Regions from separate parts of the Mus musculus genome. Here region 2 is linked to region 1. A link is a contact called in ENCODE Hi-C or POLR2A ChIA-PET data. All regions are on one chromosome and are shown on one strand. The core of a region is the stretch at or near the end of the contact, and the rest is flanking DNA. Distances in the headings are between cores, read along the strand shown. Region 1 overlaps Plekhh1 (pleckstrin homology domain containing, family H (with MyTH4 domain) member 1). Region 2 holds the start of Pigh (phosphatidylinositol glycan anchor biosynthesis, class H).

What was found. A loop is a pair of places that touch in the nucleus more often than their neighbours do. ChIA-PET counts read pairs that join two places held with the same protein, here RNA polymerase II (POLR2A).
Region 2: a loop to region 1 is called in a map of CH12.LX, with 2.1 times the contacts of the local background. The contact joins the promoter of Pigh here to the enhancer-like site in region 1. A Hi-C loop is called at or near these places in 1 of 37 maps with a recorded cell type or tissue (CH12.LX). POLR2A ChIA-PET finds 5 or more read pairs at or near these places in 2 of 5 experiments (Patski and embryonic stem cell).

What each region holds. Positions count from the first base shown.
Region 1 is chr12:79,053,006-79,058,353 of GRCm38, forward strand. It overlaps Plekhh1 (pleckstrin homology domain containing, family H (with MyTH4 domain) member 1), which reads left to right. Exons shown (of 29, transcript NM_181073.3): 5 at 591-674; 6 at 1,484-1,565; 7 at 1,655-2,409. Among named protein-coding and RNA genes, the nearest start is that of Plekhh1, 27 kb to the left of the region's middle. Within about 2 kb of position 2,391, at least 1 of the 3 ENCODE cell types and tissues checked has a DNase peak (open chromatin) inside an H3K27ac peak, as active enhancers do.
Region 2 is chr12:79,087,193-79,092,540 of GRCm38, forward strand. It overlaps Pigh (phosphatidylinositol glycan anchor biosynthesis, class H), which reads right to left and starts at 2,478. Exons shown (of 4, transcript NM_029988.2): 1 at 2,248-2,478. The coding sequence starts at 2,427. It overlaps 9230116L04Rik (RIKEN cDNA 9230116L04 gene), which reads right to left. Exons shown (of 3, transcript NR_110486.1): 3 at 1,513-2,793.

The sequences.
Region 1 (5,348 bases), core at 1,141-3,640:
TGTGCATGTTTATTTGATTGTGCATGGTAAATACCCCTTTGTGTGTTGTTTCGTTATAAATCCTTCTTAGCCAGGCCTTTTGTTTTGTTTTACAAATGGATCTCTGTATTTGCCCAGGCTGGTCTTGAACCTGTGCTTAACTGCTCTTTCTTCGCACCTCGGCCTTGTGTACAGCTGAGTGCACACTGCCCACCACCATGGCCACCTTCCACTGGGGTTTCAGTTTCTTCAACTGCCTTCCTTTTGTCACACAGTAATTTATAGTGATGGTACATGGATTTATTATTAGTTTTTTCTTCTGTGGGTTTTTAGAATTTGTATTATGCTTAGGAAAAAGCCCTTCCCACTTGAACTTTGACTTGTTTAAATCAGGATTTTGTTGTGTAGTCCAGTCTAATCTTGGGATCCACCTGCCTCAGCCCCTAAGTACTGAGACTTGAAGTGTGTGGGTATCATGCCCAAGAAGAATGTTTTAAAAGTTGTAATGGAATTAATTTTTCTGTGCTGCAGTGCCACATCGAGTCACCGGGTTTCTCCTCCTGGCTTCTCTCCTCCCTTGCTATAATTAACCAAAGGCTGTCTCTTTGCAGAAGCAGACAAGAGCTGAAGAAGCCAAAATTGTTCAAGAAAAAGCTGCAAAGATCAAGGAATGGGTGACAGTAAAGTTAGCAGAGGTGAGTTAAACCCTCAGCCTGAGGGTCCTGTGGGGCTGCCTCTGCCCAGCTTATCAGGGCCCTGCCACTGCCTGGCCTTCATCCTGTGAAGGCTGCGATTCAGACACACCCGGCTCCACTTTCCCCCTCTCCACTTTGTCTTTCTAATCTCTTCCCTTTTCCTTTTGTCTGGGTCAGCCTTCCAGAAGCCTTCTTCTAGCCTACTCCTGGGTTTGAGGTTGGAAAAGGGAGTAGTAGCTGGAAGTTTCCAGAATCTTCTCAGCTTCTTTGCAGTGAGCACACTCATGATGCCATTTATTCTTTCTCCTTTCTCTTTAAAAAAAAAAATATTGTAAAGCATGAGCCAGAGAGATGGCTCAGTGGTTAAGAGCAGGCACTGCTCTCGTGGAGGGCCTGAGTTCAATTCCCAGCAATCACATGGTGGCTCACAACCATCTGTAATGGGATCAGATGCCCTCTTCTGGTGTGTCTGAAGACAGCTACAATGTACTCATATAAATGAAATAATTAAATCTTAAAACACAAAAGAAAACAAAAACAAATCCAAGTCATGGTGTGTATGCACACACACACAGAGTGAGCGAGCGTGAGAGTGAGAATGTGCGTGCAGGGGTTGTGAAATGATACCGCATACGATTTTTCAAAGACTTGGACTTTCGGGCCTTTTTGGATTATGCATATGAACAAGCAGGGTCTGGCCAGTCTAACTGATTCCTTACAGCTAGGTATTAAACCCAGGGCCTCCCGCTCTGGGCAAGTGCTCTGCTCAGAGACATGGCTCTCTAAACCTTCCTTTTCTTTTTGCTCAGCTTGAAATGGAAAATCAACAGCTGAAGACTTGTAACCAGCAGCTAGTGGAGCAGGTGGCGGCCCTTCAGGATGCTCTTGAGGGTAAGAGGCAGGGTGTTTGTATGCACACCAAGATGTGGGACTGAATGGGACATTCTCACTGGATGTGCCTGGTTGTGCCTCATTCACAGATCTTCGAATGACGCCTTCAGAGGAGCTGCTAGTTGTTCCTGAGGGAACCCCAGAGAGGGATCCTGTCCCTTCAGGGCCCAGTGACCAGCCTGTGGAGCAGGACAGTAATCCCCATACCCAGATTTTGAAGGTGGCTGTGCCTACACCTTCTCTGGGTACCCTGCAGAGCAGGGACTCCCTGTCAGAAGCCAGAAGTCTTGAGGATTTGCGTTTCAGCATGGTCCATCCTGGGGAAACAGCAGAGGCCAAGACCCTTCAGTCTCATCTTCAGAAAGAGGGCTCTCCCAGTCAGCTGTGCATGAAGCCTGGCAACCCCAAGCATGGGTCAGCCTCTTACAGAGAAAGTCTGGTCACTGCTCAGGGAGGGACATTCCCTGGGACCAAGACCTCTGCCAGGGAAGGTGGCCCTGGTAGTAGCCTGACCCTGCCAAAGGTGCGGGCTCCCAGCATCCCTCGGGACAGCTTCCAAGTGGCCAAAAGGCACCACAGTCAGCCCCAGGTAGGCCCTGGGCATTGTGACCACGTGGTAAGCATTGAGATTGGGGCGCTGTCAGCCCTCCACTCACCTGGCTCCTCCAAGTCTGAAGCCAGAGCTAAAGTCCGGGAAGAAGCAGAGAAGATGGAGATGGAGGCGCTGCCTCCATCAGGGAAGCAGGAAGAGAGAGAGAGCCTCAAGTCCCGCAGAGGTGAACTGGAGGACGTGGAACTGGAGAACAAGCCACCTACACCCCCACTGCACAGGTTTCCATCTTGGGTAAGTGATGTCATTGGGGTTGGGCAGGGGGCGGAGCCAACCGTAGGCCTGGTTTGCACTGAGAATATCCAGGGCTGAGCATGAGATAAGAAGGCTCATTCTCACAGCAAGGTGGTGAGGCTGGCAGGCAGGCAGGCCTTTCTGACCCACGCGCCTAGGCAGGGCAGAGCCAGAATCTGGAATGATATGTGCCCATGCCAAACTATGATCCTGAGGTGACACATGTGGAAGTGAAGAGCTGTACCCAAGATCAAGCCACTGTGTTCAGTTTCTACCTGTGAACCTGGGCAAGTTACTACAGCTGTAGACCAAGTTTCCTATCTCCAAAATGGGGGTCATGATTACTAATAGGGTTTGTTTATTTATTTACTTACACTTAAATTTAAAATAAATTTAAGTAATTTATTTACTTACACTTTATTTATTTACTTACACTTAAATTAAGCTGGTCACTTAATTTCATGTCTCATGAGCCATGGTTTTCATGTCCAGGTCAGAGGACAACAGGAGTCAGTCTTCTCCTTTCACTGTGTGGATTCTGGGAATCCGATTCAAGTGGTCAGGCTTGGTGGCCAGTGCTTTACCCACTGAGCTATCTGGCTGCTCCTACTAATAGAGTCCCTAGGAGGGTTACATGTATGTTAAGGGGATAGAGAGATGGTTCCCCTCTTCCAAAAGGAGTCCCCGCACACAACTGCCTGCAACTTCAGTTTCAGGAGCTCAAATGATCTCTTCTGGTCTTCTCAGGCACCAGCTGCACACGTGGTGCTCACACAGACATGCAGACAAATCTCCCTGCATACTAAATAGTCAGGTAATTAGAGTGTGTATTGACAAGTGCCTGTAAGTGGTGAGGGGTCTTCCATTGCCTTTTGTCTCTGAGCTTTCACTTCCTTATAGGTAACATTCTATAGTGACACGGTGTCTAGGGAGGAGGTGGGATCCAGGTAAACCGAGGCTGAGCATACGAGTGTTGGGCAAGGTTGGTCGTCAGGACAGTAGGTGATACAGCATGAGGACAGATGCAGGGTCCTGTGTTGCGCGCACTCAACAGGCCAGGAAGAACGACGCTGCTACAGGATCCTTCTGCACACATTTATTCAGTCCTGTTTCTTCTTTCTCCATATATCTCCCTTGTTTTTATATCTCCCTTGTTTATATATCTCCCCTGTTTATATCTCCCCTGTTTATATCTCCCCCGAACCCTGGGCCTCTCACTCCTTTTATACTCTCAGTTCCCATCCACGCACAGCAGGCCACGCCACCTCACCAGGCACGCAGCTTCAGCTAATCAGGGCAGCAGGGGCAAATCTCCACCAAATTGGATTCACCTGTATCCTGGTACACCTGCGCAGCACTCAAGATGTTTGTGTCTTGTGTGAGGAAGTCAGGTGCAAGTCATATGACTTAGCTGCAGTCCCTGGCACCTTTGGGACTGCCGCCACACCCGCTCCCCACAATTCCCCCTTTTTTCTTTTTTGGCAGAGAGAATGTCTGTAGATAGCCCCCCGCAGCCATGCCCCTTACCCGTCCTTGGGTGACAAACAGCATTGGTTTGATCCCTGTCTTAGGTTGGTGACATGCCCAGGGAGTCTTATCACTGACTACCTCTCTATCATGCCAAGCCACACCTGGGGAGATTGTGTTTTGCTTGTGGCAGGTGCATCAAAAGGCCAGGATGTTAATGAACCTATGGCCAGATCTTAATTGCTGCAAGCAAGCCTCATGGGTGAAGGTAGAGGTCTGATCCCCAGTGTGCAAGCATAGGGGCCCTACACAAAACCATCCCTTAGGCTCATCACCCAGAGAGGTCTTGGCCAGCTCCCGTGTCGTTTTTCCTGAGGGAAGGGAACTAGGACACTGAACCTTCATGCAATCAGACATGCCTTCCACAGGATGCCAACAGCAAGCTATCCTCTGTGCAGTGCTTAGCCTCGCAACCCATGGCATAACGCAGCATAATTTCTTTTAGAGCGGCAAACCGAATCTGAGGAGATTGTCCCGCCTCCACTGCAGCAAAAGCCTACGCTACCATGGCGAAAGTGCGGGCCGCACACTCTGCACCTAACACATGTGCCAAACACAAAACACACACACACTATAACAAGCATACATCCCAGGGCTCTCATCCCCGCTCATCTTCCCTGAAGCAAGGGATAGATGGCCAGCGGGGCTATTTCTTTAAGGGAAATTCAGGGATCAAAAAGCATGGAAAAATTTGAATGTCATGTCGAGCTGGTATCGGCTTCTGGAATACCGAAAGGATCTCTCATCTCGGCTCCATCCTTTATGCTTGTGGGATCATCCACCACATCCACAGGGGCAACTGGATCAGGAGCCTCATTCTTGTAGCGTCTCACCAATCTCTCCACCACCCAAAGAGGTTCAGTCTGGTCCTGTGGAAACACACAAACAGACCCTCTCGCCCACGTCAACACCTGATCCTGTCGATCCCCAGGGGAGATGGACACAATACCTCGTGGTAATGAGACCATAACCTCAATCACCTGTGTGTTCATCTGGGGAGTCAATATGAGAGTCAAGTTTTCACTAACTTCCCCTCTGTTAGGCAATGATTTCCACGCCCTTATAGGAATCTGATTCACCTGCTCAAACACCTGCACTGGATATCCTGTCTGTTGTTGTGCAAATCTACCTTGATCAAGCAGCATATCTCTATCCCATGCAAATTTAGCTTGATCAGTGAAAATAGGACATCCCAGCAAGGAGAATCTATCCTCTTTCCAGACCTCCGGACAGAAGGTCTGCCCATAGATGGCTGCCGAGGAGGCATAGGGAGGGGGAGCAAAAGCTAATTCGCCTTCCTCCTCTGCCTCAGCTCTTTTATTTTGTCCTTTCTGTCCACCTGATAACACTGTGTCTCCTTTCTTTTTCCTTTTTCTTTTTAAGCCCTTCTTTTCCGACATACTTTCTTGTTG
Region 2 (5,348 bases), core at 1,228-3,727, 34 kb after region 1:
AAAAGCAGGGGATGACAGGCTGAAGAACAATGAATGCTTAGGGAATGTTACCCACTCAGCCTCTGTTAAGATAATCTGCCTCAAAGTCCATTTTCCTGGCCAAAATTCTAAGGATGCACACCGCTCATCTGAGTCAGGGTTGAGCCACACATCTGAAGGAGTCCTTTGAGAGTTCTTTCCATGAATGAGTTTGAATAGGAGCAGAGATCTGAACTCTTGCACACAGAGGCCTCGGGAAGTCTTGAAGTAATGGAAGAGAGCACAATTACTTGTGCATTTGGGGGACATTTGGGTGTCCATGCCAGAGAGATGAGTGCAGTAGGGAACTGACAGAACAGCTCTGAGCTGGGTGTGGTTCACTCACCTGTCAGCCCAGGCCTTCACAGGGGCTGAACCAGGACGAAGCAGAGTGTGTGGACAGCCTAAACTACATAGCAAGACCCTGTATCTCTGAACAAACCAACCAGTAACAATTGCAACTGCCTGAGATCTGCGAGGCCAAAGTACAATGGAAAGGGATTTCAAAGTCAGGCAGCTCCAGTTTGGAAGCCCAGCTTTGTCACTTTATCAATGTCAAGGTTATTAAAGTATTACTCTTTATGAACCCCCCCGGGGGGTTGAAATAAGAAATTCAGCAGATAACTGCACGGGTATCAGGAACATAGGCTGGCATTAACATTCAACTGGGCATGGTGATGTATCCCTTTAACAACAGCACTTGTGAGGCAGTGACAGGTGAATCTCTGAGTTACAGGCCAGCCTGGTTTATACAGTGAGTTCAAGAACAGCCAAGGCTACATGGTAAGACCCCAACACTCCCCATCCCCCCAAAAAAGAATAAAAATCCAATTATATTAAAAATTTTGGGGAAGGACTAGGTCAGTTTAATAACTTCAACTGACCTGTGAAGACACTTTTAAATATAAATTGGTAAAGATTAGGAGTCTTTTAAAAAATACTATTTGTGTTGTGTTTGAGGCAGGGTTTCACTGTGTAGCCTTGGTTTGTTCTGGAGCTGGTAATGTAGACTGATGTAGCCAGGCTGGCCTTGAATTCAGAGATGTTCCTTCCTCTGTTTCCCTAGTGCTGGGATTAAAGGTGTGCACCACCACACCAGCCCCTACTATTTATATTTATTTATTGTGCAGAGGTCAGAGGACAATTTTTTTGAATCCATTCTTCCCTCCCATCATGTGGGTTCTGGGGATTCGGCTTAGGTGGTCAGGTTTGGCATTAGGTGGTCAGGTTTGGCATTAGGTGGTCAGGTTTGGCAGTCGCTGCAGTCATCTGATGAGCCATTCATTCCCCAGACCCTCAGTGAGGGGACTTAACTTCATCTATGAAAATCTGTGCAAATTATGATGCTCTGCCACACACTTTGATAGCATAAATGTGATTGAACCAGGTATGATGACACACACCTTTGATCCTAACCCTAGGGAGGCAGAGGCAGGCTCCACATAGAGCCTTCCAGTCCAGACAAAGTAAGAATAATAATAATAGCAAAAGAATAGAAAAAAGCTAAGGGATGTTTTAATACAAACAATATGAAAATTGCAGAAATAAACAGTTCTGGTGTACTGGCTCTATTAAGATCACTCCTGGAATAATATATTCATTTTAGGGCTATACAGGGAGTTAAAACAGAACAGAACATCCTGAACAAAGGCCAATCGGATGACTCTTTTTGCTTGGGAACTGTCACAAAATAATAGCAGTTGACCTTCGCAATATTTTGAACCATTAATTTCAACTTAGAGATGTTAAAAATGAGGCTCGGGGGGAAAAAAGATTAGAAAGTCTGAAAACTGAGCATAGAAAACCCTCGTGTCTTAGACCTGGCAACACTTTAGAAAATGCACTTAAACTGGGGAAGGGTTGGGAGAGGGGATGGTAGTTGACCTGGCCTTGAGAAACAGATATTAGGTGGAGATTCTGTACTGCACAGTTGTGGAGGCAAAAACTTTTCTGTAATTCTGTCGCACGCCTGCTATCCGTTGGCTTTGGTACCCAGTAAGTGATGCGGGAGGATGCACTGAGTTCTCTGAGGAGGTTATGTTCCATGAATGAGCAGGGCAAGTAGGTCCACTGTGGTAGAACGTCCAGAAGCACAAACTTCTCGGGGAGGGAGGGCAGTCCTGCCGTGGAACGGCGACCCTGATCCAGGGAGTCCCCACCCTCCCGGACCCACGGGTCAGCCCCGAGACCTCTCCAAGCTGCCTGCGCCGGCCGAGCGCCCGCCTTTACCTCGCACAGGGTGAAGAGCCCGTAGGCCGCCAGCCACACCGCGCAGGTGACCGCGGTGAGCGAGCACAGCGACAGCCGAGCCGAGCTGAGGCCGAACTCGCGGCAGTACGGTGAGTAGTAGCGGCACCGCAGGGCTAGGCGGCCGCCGCAGATATCGGAGAAGCTCTTCTCGTCCTCCATGGCCGCACACACCTGAATGTCGCGCCGCTCTAGCCCACCCGGAGGCTCGAAGTCTCGTTGGCTCCCGACCATCCCGGAAGCGGCTGAGCCCTGCCTGTCCGCGCAGCCGTAGTCGCTCACTGAGAGCAGGGCTGGGACTTGCAGCAAGTTCTCCCAGTTTATCCTTAGCCCAAACTCCCCAGAACCGCGGCACCAGTTTTGGGCAGATTAAGATCTCTGTTCATTTGACTGACTCATTTATATTGTTACGCCAGAAAGACTCCCCCAAAATGGTCTGCAGGTGTAACCATTCATTCATTCATTCATTCATTTCCCTGCGAAGGGATTTTAGGTACTGAAGATTTCTGTCTCTACATAGCTTCTTTCCTAGTAGGAAAAAAAAAAAAAAATAGACGTAACTTAAGTAGTGTTATTGACAAAAATGTTCAGACTAGTAGAAGGTCTGGGCAGCTTTAAGTAAAGGTCTTAAAGGTCTTCGCCATTAAACCTACAAGGGCCACACTGTTCTGTGGGGAGTTGGGGTGGAGGTGGGGGTAGTCTCCAGAAAGAAGGACCAGGAAAAAACAAAGTTGGAGGCTGGAATGGGTTTCAGTCACAGGAATCAAAAAACTAGCAAGGCTAGGATGCATGGGAAGAGAAGGTAGGCTTTGAGTTGGGCAGATGGCTCAGCTGCTAAAGAGTATATTAATCCAAAAAAAAAAAAAAAACGAGAGGAGAAAGACCGCCACCCAAATCATCATGACCAAATTAATTAAAGCAAGCTTTAAAAATTCACATACACGGGCTGCCTCCTCCTGAGATGGGGTTCAGCTTTGGATGTGAAGGCAGGCTTTTATAGCTCAGGGATAGGAAGGTTTCCAAATGAGGGGTTTGTCTGTCAAAATATAGTTATAGGAGCAGCACACAAGCATAGCAAGTAAGTCCCTCTGGAACAGAGACACAAGGTTGCAAAGATGGGCCTAACAAGGTAGCTATATAACCCTTTGAAGCAAAGGTCAGGTTGCAAGATGACTATAAACAACTTTTTGAAACAAAGACGTGATTGCATTCTTGGAACAAGCAGTACAGAACCATTTGTAGTTAAGGTCACAGGTGGGGCATAGCTCAATCCTTGAAAAACAGGTTTACTCATAAACAAGAATGAACCTAGATTGTCTTCACTGTAAGATGACTTTCAAGCCTAATATGGAAGCAGGCTGGTTCTTCAAGTACTTATCACTAGGGAAAGGTAACTGGGGGAGCCACTAATAGATGCTGTTTGCCAACCATATATTTGCATGGATGGAGCACTACTGTGGCAGTGCACAGACAATCATACTTCTGATGATGTAATTATTTCCACTGTTTTGAATTTATTCTTAGAACTTGAGTCACTATAAATATGAATAATGGAGAAACAAATGTAATTGAATAATCCCACTGAGGACTCCACAGGCTCAGGCTGGGCTCTTCAAAGCTTTTCTGTGGAGCTCTTGCTTTAGGATTTGCTTACACTTGGATTTCGTAGTTCTAAGACTACTGTGTTATGAGCCTCCCAGGGGCCCTGCAGGGAAAGCAACCAGCCTCCGAGGCTGACGACTTCAGTTCGAGTCATGGGATCCACATGATGGAAAGAGAGAACCAACTGCCACAAGTTGCCCTCTGATTGCCACATGCTCACTAGCCATGGCACGCCTAATAAATACACAGATAAATAAATAGTTTTATAAAGGAATGCTGTCTTATAGCTTTTATTCTGTTTGATTTTGGCAGAGGTGTATTTTGAAAGAAGGTTTCACGCTATAGCCAACCTGCCTCCAACTTGTGATCCTTCAGCCTCAGCTTTTTCTGAAATGCTGGGGGTGTGTAAATGGTCCATGTGAGAAAGTTACAGGATATCATGTATATAAGTCCCAATTAAGAGTCCTTACTGGCCAGTGACTATGACCAGCCTCAAAAAAACTCTTGGCCCCGAAGCTATGGTGGTATATAGCCTTTTAAAGGTAAACCTCATGATGGCATCAAGTGTAGGTCACAGAACTGTAACAATTGCTTGGGCTATATATTCAGATTAAGCATTTGAACCATGGTCAGGGTCATGGTAGGTCATAAATGTGACACCAAGGCCGACATGACTGTTCACAGGTTTAGGGAGCAAACATTAAATGGAGTTAGGGTAAGATCAGGACAAGATCGGGACTATTGTCTTAGTCACTTCAATTATGCATTTTAAGATATATGTGTCTTAGTTACTTTTCTATTGTTGTGACAAAATACCATGAGCAAGGCATGTTATAAAAGAAAGCATTTAATTGGGGCTCACAGTTCCAGAGGGTTAAAGTTCATGACCATCATGGAAGGGAGCATGGTGGCAGGCATAGCACTGTTGATTGAGAGCTTACATCTGATCTCTAAACAAGGGAGAGAGAGTACCAACTGGAATGGTGTGGGCTACTGAAACTTCAAAGCCAGCCCCTAATGATACATCTTCTCCAACAAAGCCACACGCCCCCTAATCCTTCCCAAATAGTTCCACCTACTAGAGACCAAGTGTTCGAACATATAAGACTATGGGGGGCAGGGGACATTCTCATTCAAACCACCTCAGTAAGAAAAGTCTAACATCTATTTCATCTCACTGTTGGTTTTGTTAATTGTCTACTTCATTTAAATTGAGATTTTTTTCTGGGTCTTAGAGGGGCATGTGTGTATGTACATGTGTGCATACATATGTGTGTACAGGCATGTACACTTGTGGCAGAGATTGAACCTAGACCCTTAAGCATGCTGGTGTTTTGTTTTGGTGTTGTTGTCTGTTTTGTTTTGTTTTCCTGTCTCTTAGTATAATGAGAGGCTTCCAATTCAAACCTGGGAATATAGGATTAAGAAAGCTTAGGCCTTATTTAAATCTTTGACGTCAGAACTCTTCTGCCACTACTATA